Linked DNA regions of Homo sapiens: region 1 is linked to region 2. Evidence: chromatin loops called from intact Hi-C (ENCODE). Cell type or tissue: chondrocyte. All regions are shown on one strand.

Region 1 (8,000 bases), 650 kb after region 2:
GATCTAGAACACTGCACACTTGCCCAGAGTTGGGAAGGAACTGGGAGGTGTTTGCATGCAGGATGAAGAAGGAAGCTCCTCTCTCAAATGATAAGCCTAATTGTTTTAAGCAGGAGGATTTCAAGTTCCCCACGCCTCAGATCAGCATGCAGCTCACAGGCTTTGTTAAGCTTGTGTGACAGAATAATCTCCTTTGTTCAATGCCCGAGGAGGATATTTTCTGCATTATTAGACAAGTCAATGAAGATAAAACAAAATATTAAGTATTTTAAGCTGCGCCAGTCCACCCCGAAGAAATTAAGCCCCCTCATTCTAATTGTGCCTAGTTTCCTTGCCGTAATGAGATGGAGGCTGAGCTGCTGGAATGAGGGGCTTCCTGCAGGCCTGCATGCCCCCCAGTCATTGGAGTGAACCTCTCCTTTCCTCTGCTTAGTTTCTTTCCCTGGGGGAATTTTTAGAGCCAGAGACCTGGTCTCCAGGCGAGGCAAGAAATAAACGCAACCTCCACCGTAAGCGTGTGACATTGATCAGCATATTTTTAAAAAGGTTTCCATGTCTGTTGCAATTACGTGAAACCAGCTAATCCTGGATCTAAGCTTTGGCAGCTTGGAAATATTAGAGCAATTTGGCATCCAGATTCCATCATGCAAAGATTTGTGGTCTTGTGTTTGTATCTGTGACACTGTATAATTTCCAATTGGCTTTTAAGAGACAGAAACCTGGATGCCGTTGGCTAAACAGTGAGAGCATTTGCCTGCCTTTCTGCCTCCTTGGAAGCTAGAGCAGTCATTAAAAACTAGAGAAGTGAGCACACGCAGCACCCCCCGGCCCATGGGTGGTTAGCAGACTCTCGGGGTGTTACTGGAGCTGCTATCATTGTGGGTGTAGGAGATGATTGCAGGTCCTCGCCGGCACCAGCTCTGAGGAACCCAGGTGCTCCAAGTCCCCAGCCTTCATGCCCGGGCTGTGGGGGCCAAAGGGACCCTGGAGGGCGTTTTACTATCTCCCTGCTTCACTTCCCTCCAGAAAACTGTGTTCCTTCCCCAGTGACAGACTTCACACCCAGGAGCTCCCTGGTTGTGGGGCCGCTGGTTTTGCAGTTTGCTTAGAGTCTTTTGCCAGGTTCTGGAGCTTCAGAAGTTCCCAGGAAGGTACCCTGGACACGTTCTTGTGCGTGCGCTCGTGTGCATGTGTCTGTGTGTGTATGCGTGTGCATGCCCGTTCCCGTGTGTCTGCGTACATACAGCCTCTCACCTGCTTTCTCTTCCAGCCACTCCACCATAAAAACAGTTTCCGACTTAAAAATTGTTTGCCTTACGATGGTTCGACTTAACGATTTTCCCACTTTGCAAGGGTGTGAAAGCAATACACATTCAGTAGAATCCGTACTTCGAGTACCCATCCAACCATTTCTGTTTTTCGCTTTCAATACAGTATTCAATAAATTACATGAGATATGCAACACTTTATTATAAAATAGTCTGTGTTAGATGATTTTCCCCGACAGCCGGCTAATGTAAGTGTTCTGAGCACATGTAATATAGCCTAGGCTAAGCTGTGATATTCTGGAGATTAAGTACAGGAAGTGCATTTTCCACTTAGGTGTTCCAAGTCCCCACCCTTCAGCTTAGGATGGGTGTATGGGGATGTAACCCCAAGCATAAGTGGAGGAGTGTCTGTATACTCAAGCTAACCCCTATCTCTGTTAATACTTGTGCTCAGCCCCATTCTGGGTATTTATAATTTGCTATCTCATTTAATCCTCACAAGTATGTTGACCAAGTGGGTATAATTATCTCTGTTGTGTAGCTAGGGAAACACTTGGCTTTCCTGAGCCTTAAACTTGCCCGTAGTCACATAGCTCATAAGTTTGTCACAGGAGCTAGGATTCAAACTAGAGCCTGTATCTTTTTTGGGATGCTCCCAAAGAGCCTGAGGCTAGGATCTGGGCATGCAATTCCTTTGGGAGCTGATCCCAGAAAGCACTGTCAGGGGAAGGGAGGCAGGACATGGGAACAGAGAGATGGAGGCTTAATTGGGTCACTGCTATGGGCAGCTGGGGTTCAACCTGCCGGAGATCCCCAGAGAAACGGGATGCAGCATCCTTCAACACTGCCCCAAGAGAGAAGAGGACACTGGGGGTCTTTTGTTTTTCTTAATTAGCTTTATTGAGATATAATGTACATGACATGCAATTCTCCATTTAAAGTGTACAATTTTTTTTTTCTTTAGACAGGTTCTCTGTCTCTCATTCAACCTGGAGTACAGTGGTGCAATCATAGCTCACTGCAGCCTTGAACTCCTGGGCTCAAGCAATCCTCCTGCCTTGGTCTCCCGAGTAGCTGGGGCTACAGGTGTGCACCACTGCGCCTGGCTAATGTTTTTTAATATTTTGTAGAGATGGGGCCTTGCTCTATTGCCCAGGCTGGTCTCAAACTCCTGGCCTCAAGTGATCCTCCCACTTTGGCCTCCCAAAGTGTTGGGATTACAGGCATGAGCCACTGCACCTGGCCCCTGAAATGTAAAATGTAATGGCTTTTAGAATATTCACAGAATTGTGTGTCCATCAACACAATCCATTTTAGACCATTTTCATTACCTCAGAAAGAGACCCCATACTTCTTAGCTATCATCTCTCAGCCCCTCCATCCCTCCCAGCCCTAGACAATCACTAATGTACTGCCTGTCTGTAGATTTGCTGAGGTTTTTGTCCACCCAAATTTTGTCCTCCATCAGTTGGGTCATGCCTGGGTGCTAATTTCCTGCCACTTCCAACTTGCCTCAGAGTGCAGACTCATAGGCCAAGGTCATAATCGCTGGGAGAACACGGAATCCACCCAGATCAAAAGGCCCTGGAAGCCAAGGGCTTCAGCAGGTGTAGGGAGACCTCAGGGATGCAGGCCAGGTCCTGACAGTGTCTCCTTACCAGGCTTCCTCTCCATTCTTCTCATTCAGGGGTCTCTTTTGCATCCTTCTCTTTAAATTGTGCCTTTTATTCTTAAGCTCCAGGGAGGCTGTTATGAAAAGCCTGTCCTCATGATGTTCATTCTATTGATTGCATCCTCTTCCCAGGTAGGAAGGGAATGTTGGTTTGGAGAAGAAGGTCAGGGTATGCCTGTCTGAACTGAGACCTGCAAGATGAGGTTGGACCAGCCGAGGCTGGATGCAGTGCCTCACACCTGTAATCCTAGTACTTTGGGAGGCCGAGGCAGAAGGATCCCTTGAAGCCAGGAGTTCCAGATCAGCCTGGGCAACATAGTAAGACCCCATCTTCACAAATAATAATAATAATGATAGAATTAGCCAGGCATGGTGGTGCACACCTGTAGTCCCAGCTACTCAGGAGGCTGAGGCAGGAGGATCACTTGATCCCGGGAGGTCAAGGCTGCCGTGAGCCATGATCATGCACCATACTCCAGCCTGGGTGACAGAGGAAGACCCTGTCTCTAAAAAAGAGAGAGAGATGGACCCAGCTTAGCAGGACAGGGCCGAGCATCTCAAGCAGTGGGTTCGAATGCACAGACAAGGAAGTGGGAATGGGCTTGGATTTGGCAAGGATCAGATAGGAAACCAGGGTGCCTGGAGTGTGGGTAATAGGGGTTGAGGGGCAGAATGAGGTTAGGGGAGAGCGTGAGAGCAGCAGATCCTGCAAGCAACCCTCGTGGCCCTAGGCAATTTTATTGCAACAGCAATGGGAAGCCTTTTGAAGACTTTCACGCAGTGGCACAGCCTGATCTGATTTCCTGTTGAGACCTAGTTCATTTGCCTAGGACTTCATCCCTTTAGCAATGGATTCCTGCAAGGCTTCTCCAGCCCCATGTGGCCCTTGTCCAGCCATTAAACTCCAGTCCTAGGACATGGGCCCTGTCACTAGCACCCCTGCTAGCCTAAGTATCACTTTATGCAAATTAGGCAAAAGTACCCTTTTTGAAGACCCTTTCCTGCCATCTACTGGAAAACCATCATCATTAATAAATAAGTCTACCATAGTGCCCCCTATAGTTGGGCAGTGCACAACCTCCACAACCTTAGGTGGCAGTCCTGCATATCACCCACAACAGACATCTCTGATGCTGTTGCTTGGATTGCCCAGGGGTCCCTTCTCTTGTCATATTTCCCAGAGTTGTGCTTCTGCTAGACATTTCTGGTAGTCACTGCCATGTACCACAGTACTCTTAGGACACATGTCCCATCTGCCAGGATCAAAAGGAATTTTTCCTTCTATCTGCAGTTAAGTCTCAACACTAACCCTATGTCAATGTACTAATTTGGGTTCCAGCCTTTTTTTTTTTTTTTTTGAGACAGAGTTTCACTCTTGTTAACCCAGGCTGATGTACTGACTCACTGCAACATCCTCCTCCCAGGTGTAAGCGATTCTCCCGCCTCAGCCTCCCAAGTAGCAGGGACTACAGGTGTGTGCCACCATGCCTCCTAGCTAATTTTGTATTTTTAGTAGAGACAGGGTTTCACCTTGTTACGCAGGCTGGTCTCAAACTCCTGACCTCAAGTGATCCGCCCGCCTCACTCCTCCCAAAGTGCTGGGATTATAAGTATGAGCCACTGTGCCCGGCCCTGGGTTGCAGCCTTCTGACATCATGGAAGTTCCCCTTCTTTGCTCTCTGTGTCGTGACACGTGACAGTGAGAGGTAGCCCAGGGTAGCTGTTCTTCTGTCTGGGTGGACATGCCCTGACTTCCAGCTCCTTAGGAAAGCCTAGCTGTCTCTGACTCATAAAAGACCTCCAAGTCGTCCACCAGCCTTCTGGGAAGATGTTCTTTGAAAAACCGCTTCAGTCAGCTTGGGCCATGAGCAGAAATGTTCAAGACGGCAACGTTGCTTCTCAGCTCTTTCTGTTTCTCTGCTCTGATGCCCCTTCAGAGATGAACGTGAGAGACCATTGAGGCTGGAGCTATTTTTCAGGGCTCTCTGGTCCACCCCCTGGGAAGTGGCCCACTTTGGCTGTGCCCCAGTTATTCTGGTAATGAACTGTGCCCAGGTACTGCCCTAGGCATTGTTCCCTCTCTCTGTTCTGACAACCAGGCACAAACTTGTCTCCTTGTATGCAAGGGGAAGGCAGTGGTGGAGTGGGGAGAATGAGGAGAATCAGGCCTGAGGCCCAGGTCGGCTGTCAAGGGAAACATTTCATGATTGTCAAATGGGCCAAGATTCCTTTAGCTCCAACCTGGCCTCCTCTTTTTTGAGCACTGAAATTTCTCAAAATGGCAAATGGAAACTGAAACACTACATTAAATAGCATTTCTGTGCAATTAAAACACATTAAAATGGCAATTAAGTTTCACAAACAGCCTTTTCTGTGTTCTCGGGTTGATTAAGCTGTTTGTGTTGTTTTTCAGGGATGGTTGTTGTAACTAAAGGCTGAGCTGTCTTTTATGGATTGGGCCGTTCCCTAGGAGTCAAGGAACCCTGAATTCCAACTTTTATTCCTCTCTTGGCAATTTCACTTTATTTTCATTTGCAGCTCTTTATTAGTCTGTGAGAACAGACTAATACACCACTCCACGATTGGAAAATTTACACATATACAAAAGTAGAGAGAAAAATATAACAAACTTCCCTGCACCCATCACCCAGCTTGAACGATTATCAACTCATGGCCAATCTTCCCTTGGTGTTTTTTTTTGTTTTTTTGTTTTTTTGTTTTTTGGTTTTTGAGACTGAGTCCTGCTGTGTCGCCCAGGCTGGAGTGCAGTGGCACCATCTTGGCTCACTGCAACCTCCGCCTCCCCAGTTCAAGCGATTCTCCTGCCTCAGCCTCCCGAGTAGCTGTGACTACAGGCATGCTCCACCATGCCTGGCTAAGTTTTGTATTTTGAGTAGAGACAGAGTTTCACCATGTTGGCCAGGCTCGTCTCTAACTCCTGGCCTCAAGTGATTCGCCCACTTCGGCCTCCCAAAGTGCTGAGTCTACAGGTGTGAGCCACTGCTCCCGGCCCCTTGGCTATTTTTTTTTTTAATCCTTTAAGGTACTAGTTAACTTTTCCTAGGAGAAAAAGTATGTAGGAAAATTTAGTAAGAGAAATTGACATGGAAGAAAGGCTTTCTGTATCCTGGGACTGTGGGTTCAATGATAATTGAGACAAATGGCACTGCTGCTCTGTAGAGTGTAAGGTCTGGTTGGGAAAACAGATGAGTCAATTACAGGAATTCACAGTGGAGAGCTGGGCATGGTGGCTTATGCCGGTCATCCCAGCACTTTGCAGGGCCGAGGCAGGAGGATCATTTGAGACCAGGAGTTTGAGACCAGCCTGGGCAATACAGCAAGACTGTCTCTACAAAAGCAAAATTTAAAAATTTAGCCGGGCATGGTGGCATGTATCTGTAGTCCTAGCAATTCAGGAGGCTGAAGCAGGAGGATTGCTTGAGCCCAGGAGGTCAAGGATGCAGTGAGCTATGATCATGCTACCACACTCCAGCCTAGGTGATAGAGCAAGACCCTATCTCAAAAAGCAACACCACCAACAAAAAACTGCATGATGGGGTAGGTGATATGACTCTAAGAGGCATTATGGGAGCACACTGGCGCAGCTGGGAACGATCAAGGATGGCACTGTGGTCTAACCTGACCCAAAGAGGTAGACGCTAGCCAGGTGAAAGGTAAGGTACCCTTACCAGGTGAAAGGTAAATGAACCCTATTGAGCTCATAAACAGTGGGGGGTGGAGGGCCCTTTTTGGGACCTGGGGTACTGCTGTCCCCAGTGCCTTCCTTGAGATGTAGGCACTGAGTCCTGATGGATCTACTATTGTAAATCTCTACCATCTGTCTTTCTTTTCTCCAGCCCATCCTCATCCAATACCCATCTCATCATCCATCTCTTTTGGTAAAAATCTCCTAACGGGCCCCAGGACCTCCATGCCTGTCTAGCCTGTCACTGGAAATCTAGTTTGTCTTTCTGAAATGTGTTCTAATCTTAATTCCTTGCTCAGCCTGACTCTGTCTCTAATGGCTTCATTTCTCTAAGGTATACATTCAAACTTCTTGGTTTGCAGTTGCCAAAATTACTGTCTTGCTTTGATCAGTTTCAGTTGGGCAGTGAATCATCCCTCACCAGAGCCTGACCACCTGATATGGTTTGGCTGTGTCCCCACCCAAATCTCATCTTGAATTGTAGCTCCCGTAATTCCCACGTGTTGTGGGAGGGACCTGGTGGGAGATAATTCAATCATGGAGGCAGTTTCTCCCATACTGTTCTTGTGATAGTGCATAAATCTCACGAGATCTGATGGTTTTATAAGGGGTTTCCCTTTTCGCTTGGCTTTCATTCTCTCTTGCCTCCTGCCATGTAAGATGTGCCTTTGCTCCTCCTTCACCTTTTGCTGTGATTGTGAGGCTACCCCAGCCATGTGGAACTGTGAGTCCGTTAAACCTCTTTTTCTTTATAAATTACCCAGTTTTAGGTATGTCCTTATAGCAGTGTTAGAACAGACTAATACACCACTCCATGATTGGTTCACAAAGGATACAAAGAGAGAGAAATGCCTTAGGAGCTGGGGAGAGGCTCGGGTTGGCATTGCATTTCTGGGACTACACATCTCCCTCAACCCTGAGTCCACTGGACTGTGCGTCTGCCAGGAGATTCCTGCTAGTGGAATGCAGCTGGAAGGGGATGGAGGGGACAGTCCTGTGTCTACATTACTAGTCTTGTACTGAAGCTTCTTAATTATGTAACAAGCTACATCACCTAAGTTTCTCTCTGTCTTTTACTTTCTCCTGAGTGGGCTTTGTGGTCAAGAAAGGACTTCATCAGACGCAGTGATAGTGTCTTTCGAGGTTGGGCTTCTAAGGAGCACTCCCTGAGGTTCTGATTAGACCCTGGATAGCACCCGCACTCCCTACTCATGGATACAGGCCCTCTTTAAATTGGCTCATCTTTCTTTAAATCTCTGTTCCTTTCCCCATGGGGAGAGGAGAATTATCACCTTCCTCATTCAGATAATTGAGGAATTTAGTACTTGCTTATGTAAACCAAAAAGTATCTGAG
Region 2 (8,000 bases):
ATGGAGACAGCTTCTTTCCTTAAACCTCATGAGCCAAGCTCTGCTAGCTTCAGACTTTTCTTCTACAGCTTCCTCGCCTCTTTCAGCCTTCCTAGAATTGAAGAGAATGAGGGACTTGCTCTGGATTGGATCTTGGTTCAGGGAATGTTGCGGCTGGTTTGATCTTCTATCCATACCACTAAAACTTTCTCCACACCAACAATACAGCTGCTTCACTTTCTTATTCATGTGTTTGCTGCAGTAGCAGTTTTAATTTCTTTCAAGAACTTTCCTTTGCAATTGCAACTTGTTTATCTGTTTGGTGCAAGAGGCCTGGCTTTCAGCTTGTCTTGACTTTTGGCCTGCCTTCCTCACTAAGCAGAATCATTTCTAGCTTTTGATGTGAAGTGGGAGATGTGTGACTCTTCCTTTCACTTGAACACTTTGATTAAACAAACAAACAAACAAACTTCAGCCGTATTAAATTTAAAGGTGTTCAATTGAGCAATGAACGATTTGTGAATTGGGCAGCCCCCAGAATCACAGCTGATTCACAGAGGCTGTAGCATAGCCACGTGGTGAAAGAAGATTTATAGAAAAAAAAAAAAGTACAGACATTGGCAACGAGGTACGGAAACAGCTGGATTGGTTACAGGTTGGCGTTTGCCTTATTTGAACACAGTGTGAACACTTAGCAGTCTACGAGTGGTTGAAGTATGGCTGCAGGGATTGGCCAAGACTCAGTTATTGTTACAGGTGCCAACTCCTGAATTAGGTTTCCCATCTCGCCTGACTATTAAGATAGGTTAGAGTTCATCCATAAGGACTCCAATATAGAAGTACGGAGTCCTTCTAGGGCCATATTTAGTTTGCTTTAACAACTTGGAGGACATTGTAAAGTTATTAGTTGGCCTAATTTCAATATTGCTGTGTCCCTGGGAATGGGGAGGCCCAAAGAAAGAGAGAGATGGGGAGCAGCTGGTCAGAGGAGCAGTCAGAACACGCATCAGTTCATTTCTCTACCTTGTAGGGTTTGTACTGCTCCAAAACAACTGCAACAGTAACATCTAAGATCACTCATCACAGATCACCATAACACATATAATCATAATGAAAAAGTTTGAAATACTGTGATGGTTACCAAAACGTGACCCAGAGATATGAAGTGAGCATGTGCTGTTGAAAAAACAGTGCCTAGAGCGTTGCTTGAGGCGGGATTGCCACAAACCTGCCATTCGTAAGGACAGTATATGCGAAGCTCAGTAAAGCCAAGTGCAATGACACGATCTGTGCTTGTACCACACAGTGGGTGGCTTGAAACAACAGACATGTGTTCTCTCACAGTCCTGGAGGTTAGAAGTCCAAAATCCAGGGGTCAGCAGGGCCCTGCTCTGTCTGTGACTCTAGGAGAATCCTTCTCTGCCTCTTCTGGGCTCCTGCTTGTGGCCAGCAATCTCTGTTACTCTGGCTGGTAGCTGTGTCACTCCAGTCCTGCCTGGGTTGCCAGATGGAGCTCTCCCTGTGTGCTTCTCTGTTTCTCTATTATAGGGACACTAGTCATATTGGAATAGAGGCCCATCCTGCTCTGGTGTGATCTCAACTTTCATTTATTTATTTATTTGCTTGTTTCTTTTCTTTTTTTTTTTTTGAGACGGAATTTCATTCCTGTTGCCCAGGCTGGAGTGCAATGGTGCCATCTCAGCTCACTGCAACCTCCACCTCTCGAGTTCAAGCGATTCTCCTGCCTCAGCCTCTCAAGTAGCTGGGACTATAGGGGCACGCTACCACACCTGGCTAATTTTTATATTTGAGTAGAGATGGGGTTTCGCCATGTTGGCCAGGCTGGTTTTGAACTCCTGACCTCAGGTGATCTGCTCGCCTCGCCCTCCCAAAGTGTTGGGATTACAGGTGTGAACCACCGTGCCCGGCCAGTTTCTTTGTTTTTGAGATAGGGTCTCACTCTGTCACCCAGGCTGGAGTGCAGTGGCACAATCATAGCTCATTGCAGCTTCAAACTCTTGGAGTCAGGCGATCCTCCTGCCTTGGCCTCTCCAGTAGCTGGGACTATGGGCATAAGCCACAATGCCCAGATAATTTTTTTTTTTTTTTTTTTTTTTGTAGAGGTGTGTCTTGCTATGTCGCCCAGGTTGGTCTTGAATTCCCGACTTCAAGCAATTGTCCTGCCTCTGCCTCCCAAAACACTGGGATTACAGGCATGAGTTGATTTACATCTTAATTACATCTGCAAAGTCTCTATTTCCAAATACTGTGTCAGTTACAGGTATGAAGACTTAGAATTTCAACTTGTCTTTTTGGAGGGCATGATTCAACCCACAGCAGATCACGAGGGGAAGGGGAGTCAGTGTGACTCTGCAGAAGATAGTGGTGTCAGCCCTTGAGGTCAGGAGTACACAGGGAGCCGGCTAGGGGGAAATGATGGGTTCCAGGTGGGGCATGTTGAGTCTGAGCTGCCGGTCCATGGAGCTTCTAGGGACAGAAGTCTAGGAGGTGGTCAGATGCATGGTCTAGAGTTCAGGGGAAAGTCAGGCTGGAGGTGTATGTTCCAAGTTCTTTGCATCTGGGTGGGTGGTAGTTAAAAATCAAAGGTGAGAAGCAGCCAGTGTAGCTGGGGAGTGCAGGAGGTCTCGAGGAGACAGAAAAACATCCCGGGGGCTGGGGGCAGCACCTGTAATCCCAGTAGTTTGTGAGGCGGAGGTGGGAGGATCGCTTGAGGGCAGGAGTTTGAAACCAGCCTGGCAACATAGCGAGACCCCGTCTCTACAAAAAAATTTTAAAAATAGCTGGGCGTGGTGGCACATAACTGTGGTCCCACCCACTTGGGAGGTTGGGGCAGGAGGATCGCTTGAGCCCAGGAGTTTCAGGCTGCAGTGAGCCATAATTGCACCACTGCCCTCCAGCCCAGGGCACAGAGTGAGACTCTGACTCAAAAACAAAACAACAGAAAACCCATAAAATTGTCCTGGAGGGAATCGCTAAGAACACCTGGAGAAAAACTGAACTCTGGCCACCAGGGGGCGCTCTGCACCAGCCCATTGGAACAATTTCCATAGGCAGCAGGTGGATAAACTTGATCAGTGAATTTAAGTTTTCTCTGTGCTCTTTTCCTGCAGCAATAGGCTTCTATGTACAAAAAGTACAATTGCAGGATTGGGTTACTGACTTGAGTGTATTTACAGAGTTATAGAAAAAGGCTGCTCAAATCTCTTTGAGGAGAATCAGTGATCTTGAGATTAGAATGGTTAAGAAAAGTTGGTTGTGGAGTTGGGAAGAGGAGATATATTTAGGCTACTCCAGGAAGAAACTCTTAGGGGGCGTATGAGCAGACAGATGACTGTTTCACTTCTCTGGAGAAATGTAAGACTCTAGATGCATTTTTTGGATTTCTAACAAGATGGTGAATGAACACAGACAACTGTCTTCCTCCAACATTTGGAGAAGTCACAGAAGGAAGAAGTGTTTTATGGATTTCAGAGTCTAATATAAAAAGAGGAGTCAGAGGAGTCAGAGGGTGGTTGGGCCCCACAGGGGAGGGAAAGGCAGCCACAGAGATTAGGGTGGGGGCCAGGGCTATTGGCCCCCCTACAGGTTAGCTAAAAAATTACTGTCACAAGGCTGATTGAGTTATCGGAGAAAGGCATACAAATTTATTTAATGTGTATACACGAGAGCCTTCAGTATGAAGATCCAGCTTCCCAATAGGTGGCAGAAGCTAATCTGCCATCTTGAAATTACAGAAAGAATCCAGACTCAGAATATGTCCAAAATAGGTTTTAGTGGCAAGACAGTTTATGGGAAGAAGAAAGGAAGAGGCTTGGCTCCAAAGGTGGCCTTGTTATGTAGATGAAGTCTCCCTCAGAGTGACTAGATAGTAAGTTTCTTTTCAAAGGTTTAAAGGTGTCAGATTCTCAATCACTCCTAGATCTAAAAAAGGCATAGAAAGGGGGACATGTGGCTATGTTAATGAAGATTCTCTACAGATGCAAATTTTCCCCACAAAGACAGCTTTGCAAGGCCAACTCTATTTGCTGGCTCTGCAGCAGCTATTTCAAGTTATGCCAAAGAAATATATTTTGGGGTAAAATATTTTTATTTTCTTCATTAGGTTGGGGTTGAGATCTTTGCTCATTTCCTTTCTCTTCCCATATTGCTTTCAGCATATTGCTCACCTCCTAGGAACTACCGCAGGGTAGAAAACAGCAGGGCCAGCCATCCCCTCATGACAACTAGAATGACAACTACAAGGATGAAGATGGTGGGGCCATGTCAACCTGTGACTCAGCCTGTGAGCCATCAACAGAGAATAAAACCCCCAACCTTATTCCCTGTTGATGGCTCGGAACTATGGTGGACTGCTGTGTGAGAGAGAAATAAGCTTCTATTGTGTTAAGTCACTTAATACATGTTTGAGTCTATCTGTTACACAGCTCAGCCTGTGCTAACCAATGCAAAACTCTAAGTTGTAAATCAAAATTAAGAATTTCTATTTAACGAAGAACTTACAGGCAGAGTTAACAGATTAAAAAATATATTTTTAACATTAAAAACAAACAAGGGATTAATAGTTATTCTAGGTAAGAAATTCCTTTCTAAATGGCATTTTTTTGTCAGAAAAAAAAGAATTTTACATAAGGTTGGAAAGAAATCCAACTAAAGCCTCCTAGAAATCCATTTGAGAAGTGGGCAAATGATAAGAATTCATTGAGGCAGAAATGCAAATGGCTAATGTGAACATGAAGAACTGCTCAACATCCCTAGTGATCACAGAATTTATAACATGAGTGAGATACTATTCACACCAATCAGATTTGGCAGATTTAGAAAGGTAGATAAAGCCAAGTGTTGGTGAGGATAGAGGAACTGGCAATTGATATGTATCCACTGTTGATGGGAGGATATCTTGATGCAGTGTTCAGGGGAGCACCCTGGTAGGAGTTACTGGAATTAAGAATGGGTAGACTGCATGCCCATCAACCCCACTGTATCTCTACAAGGGAGATCCATGTAACAATGTCATCATGGCATTGGTAGTTGAAGTGGGGAGGTAGAGAGAGCCAAATCCCCCTGTTATTAGAAAGGGGTCCTGATCCAGACCCCAAGAGAGGGTTGTTGGATCTTGCACAAGAAGGAAATCAAGGTGAATCCATACAGTAAAATGAAAGCAAGTTTATTAAGAAAGTAAAGGGATAAAGAATGGCTACTCCATAGGCAGAGCAGCCCCAAGGGCTGCTGGTTAACTATATTTAATGTTATCATTCTTTCTTGATTATACGCTAAACAAGGGGTGGTTTATTCATGAGTTTTCCTGGAAAGGGGTGGGCAGTTCCTGTAACTGAGGGTTCCTTCCCTTTTTAGACCATATAGGGTAACTTCTTGGTGTTGCCATGGCATTTGCAAACAGTCATGGCACTGCTGGGACTGTCTTTTGCGTGCTCATGCATTTTAATTAGCATATAATGAGCAATGAGGACAATCAGAGGTGACCTTAGTCGCCATGTTGGTTTTGACAGGATTTGGCTGGCTTCTTTACTGCAACTGTTTTATCAACAAGGTCTTTGCGACCTGTATCGTGTGCTGACCTCCCATCTCATCCTGTGACTTAGAATGCCTTAATTTCCCTGGAATGCAGCCCAGTAAGCTTCAGTCTTATTTACCCAGCTCTTATTCAAGATGGAGTAGCTCTGTTTCAAACAGCTCTGACACTCCTGACACAGGATTAATATATAGCACAGAACAATAAACCACGCTAAACGACAAGCAGCATTGAGTGAAACAGCACAACAAACAGAAGGAGATACTTACATAAACTGAAGATAAATGCATACACAAAACAGCAACACACACACACACACACACACACACACACACACACACACACACACACACAGAGGAACATATATCCAAAGATACATTAAACCCATCAGGATGGATGCTTCTGGTGGTGGGGTCTGGAGAGTGGGAGGGGAGTGAAGAGAGGCCACTGTCAGGCCTCTGAGCCCAAGCTAAGCCATCATATCCCCTGTGACCTGCACGTCTACATCCAGATCTCCTAAAGCAACTGAAGATCCACAAAAGAAGTGAAAATAGCCTTAACTGATGACATTCCACCATTGTGATTTGTTTCTTCCCCACCCTAACTGATCAATATACTTTGTAATCTCCCCCACCCTTAAGAAGGTTCTTTGTAATTCTCCCCACCCTTGAGAATGTACTTTGTGAGATCCATCCCCTGCCCGCAAAACATTGCTCCTAACTCCACTGCCTGTCCCAAAACCTATAAGAAGTAATGATAACCCACCACCCTTTGCTGACTCTCTTTTCGGACTCAGCCAGCCTGCACCCAGGTGAAATAAACAGCCTTGTTGCTCACACAAAGCCTGTTTGGTGATCTCTTCACACGGACTCGTGAGACAGCTACTATGTTACGTCAGAATGATTGCAAGCTGAGTGTTAGGATTGGCTTAACTTTCTGCACCCAATATCCTAAGGGAGGAAAAAACCGGACCCTCTAAGGGGAAATATTATCTGTAGGGCCTGATCCCATCATTGGACCCTTCACCCAACGCTGCTGAGTGAGTAGAGGGTTTATTTCATCCTTCCAATTTAGTGATTCAGTAGAGATTTCAAGACTCAAAGCTTAATTAACTCCATTTTAATTGAAGTCATCTTCTCAGTCATGGTGTCTGCACGCAGGACAATTCAGCTTGGCCTCCAAGTGCTTCAGTACAAGGCCCAATTTCTGGCTCAGCCATTAACCAGCCCCAAGTCAGGATAATCAGACAAGTCTTCAATTTGTGGGGATTTTATGGTTGGAATCAGGGTACTTTGACCTCTGGAAGGACAGACCTCTGAGGTGCAAGGATGTTTAATGGTTGCACAGAGAAGACAATCCTACAGAAAAGGCAGTAGTTGGGGCAGTGATTAGGACTCATTTTGGGGTGAGGGTGACAAGCACAGCGATCAACTAGCCTCACAGTCAGCTGTCTGCCTTTCCCGGATGGGTAACTGTCCCTTAATGGGAACTTCTTGTCTTCCAAGGAAGGCTAAGATAGGCAACTTGCTACAGTTTGCCTTAACATCAAAGCATGTCAAAAGGAGAACAATCCCAGTTTAAGAATCAGCCTGGGAGAAGGCAAGGAAGAATTTATAGTTTAGGACAAATTCAAGGACTGTAAATCATCTAATGTGAATATAGCACAGGGAGGTAGTTGGAGACAAGCTTGTCAAATAGGCTGAAGCCAGATTAGACAGGATTTTGGACTTTTTTTCTAGTAGTAGAGAGCCATGCTACTGAACTCTTTCTGAGAGAGGGATATTAGCTCACATGCTTTGGAAGGACAACTGACCACTCCAATCCTGGCTTCCCTTTGTTGTCATGGACTACAGGCCAGAATTCTATTTGGGAGTTGTGGCAGATTGTATTTTCCATAAATAGCTGCACCAATGCTTCCTGTCCATATGTTCTTCTCATTTTGATATTCCTCCTATCAAGAGTTGGGGTCTCCATTCTCTGTCCTTGAATCTGGACACTCTTATGACTATGGCAGAACTGATGCTATGTGACTTCCAAGGCTAGGTGGTAAAAGGTGATACAGATACACCCAGCTGCCATGATGTGAGGAAGCCCAAGCAAACACGAGGAGAGGCCACATATAGTTTTTCCAACTGATATCTCAACAAGGCCTCAGTCAACAGGCATCATCAGCTGCCAGAAATGTGGGTGAACAAGCCCTCATATGATTCCAGTCCCCTTCCACTGGGTCACCCTTAATCTTCAAGCTGAAGTCTCAGACGACATGGAGTAGAGACAAGACAGTCCCACTGTGCCCTGTCCAAAGTCCTGCCCCACAGAGTATGGGAGCAGAATAAAATAGTTGTTGTTTAATGCCACTAAATTTGGAGTTGATTGTTATGCAGGAATAGATAGCGAGAAGCCTGGGCATGGTGGCTCACACCTGTAATCCCAGCACTTTGGGAGGCTGAGGCAGGAGGATCCCTTGAGC

What was found. A loop is a pair of places that touch in the nucleus more often than their neighbours do. Peaks named below come from ENCODE experiments on the same cell type or tissue, not always from the same donor. Only the 100,000 strongest peaks of a DNase experiment are listed, where the experiment ranks them.
Region 1: it touches region 2 in a loop (6-fold over the local background); 9 of 110 quality-filtered maps call a loop at or near these places.

Annotation. Positions count from the first base shown.
Region 1 is chr7:71,507,734-71,515,733 of GRCh38, forward strand. The region is part of intron 5 of GALNT17 (polypeptide N-acetylgalactosaminyltransferase 17); the gene reads left to right. Among named protein-coding and RNA genes, the nearest start is that of MIR3914-1, 200 kb to the left of the region's middle. In chondrocyte, CTCF peaks have their summits at 3,969 (motif pointing left) and 4,171; no DNase peak of the experiment used is centred here.
Region 2 is chr7:70,854,103-70,862,102 of GRCh38, forward strand. No RefSeq gene overlaps it. Among named protein-coding and RNA genes, the nearest start is that of GALNT17, 270 kb to the right of the region's middle. RefSeq lists an enhancer at 4,052-5,001. In chondrocyte, a CTCF peak has its summit at 3,004 (motif pointing right); a DNase peak (open chromatin) is centred at 2,988.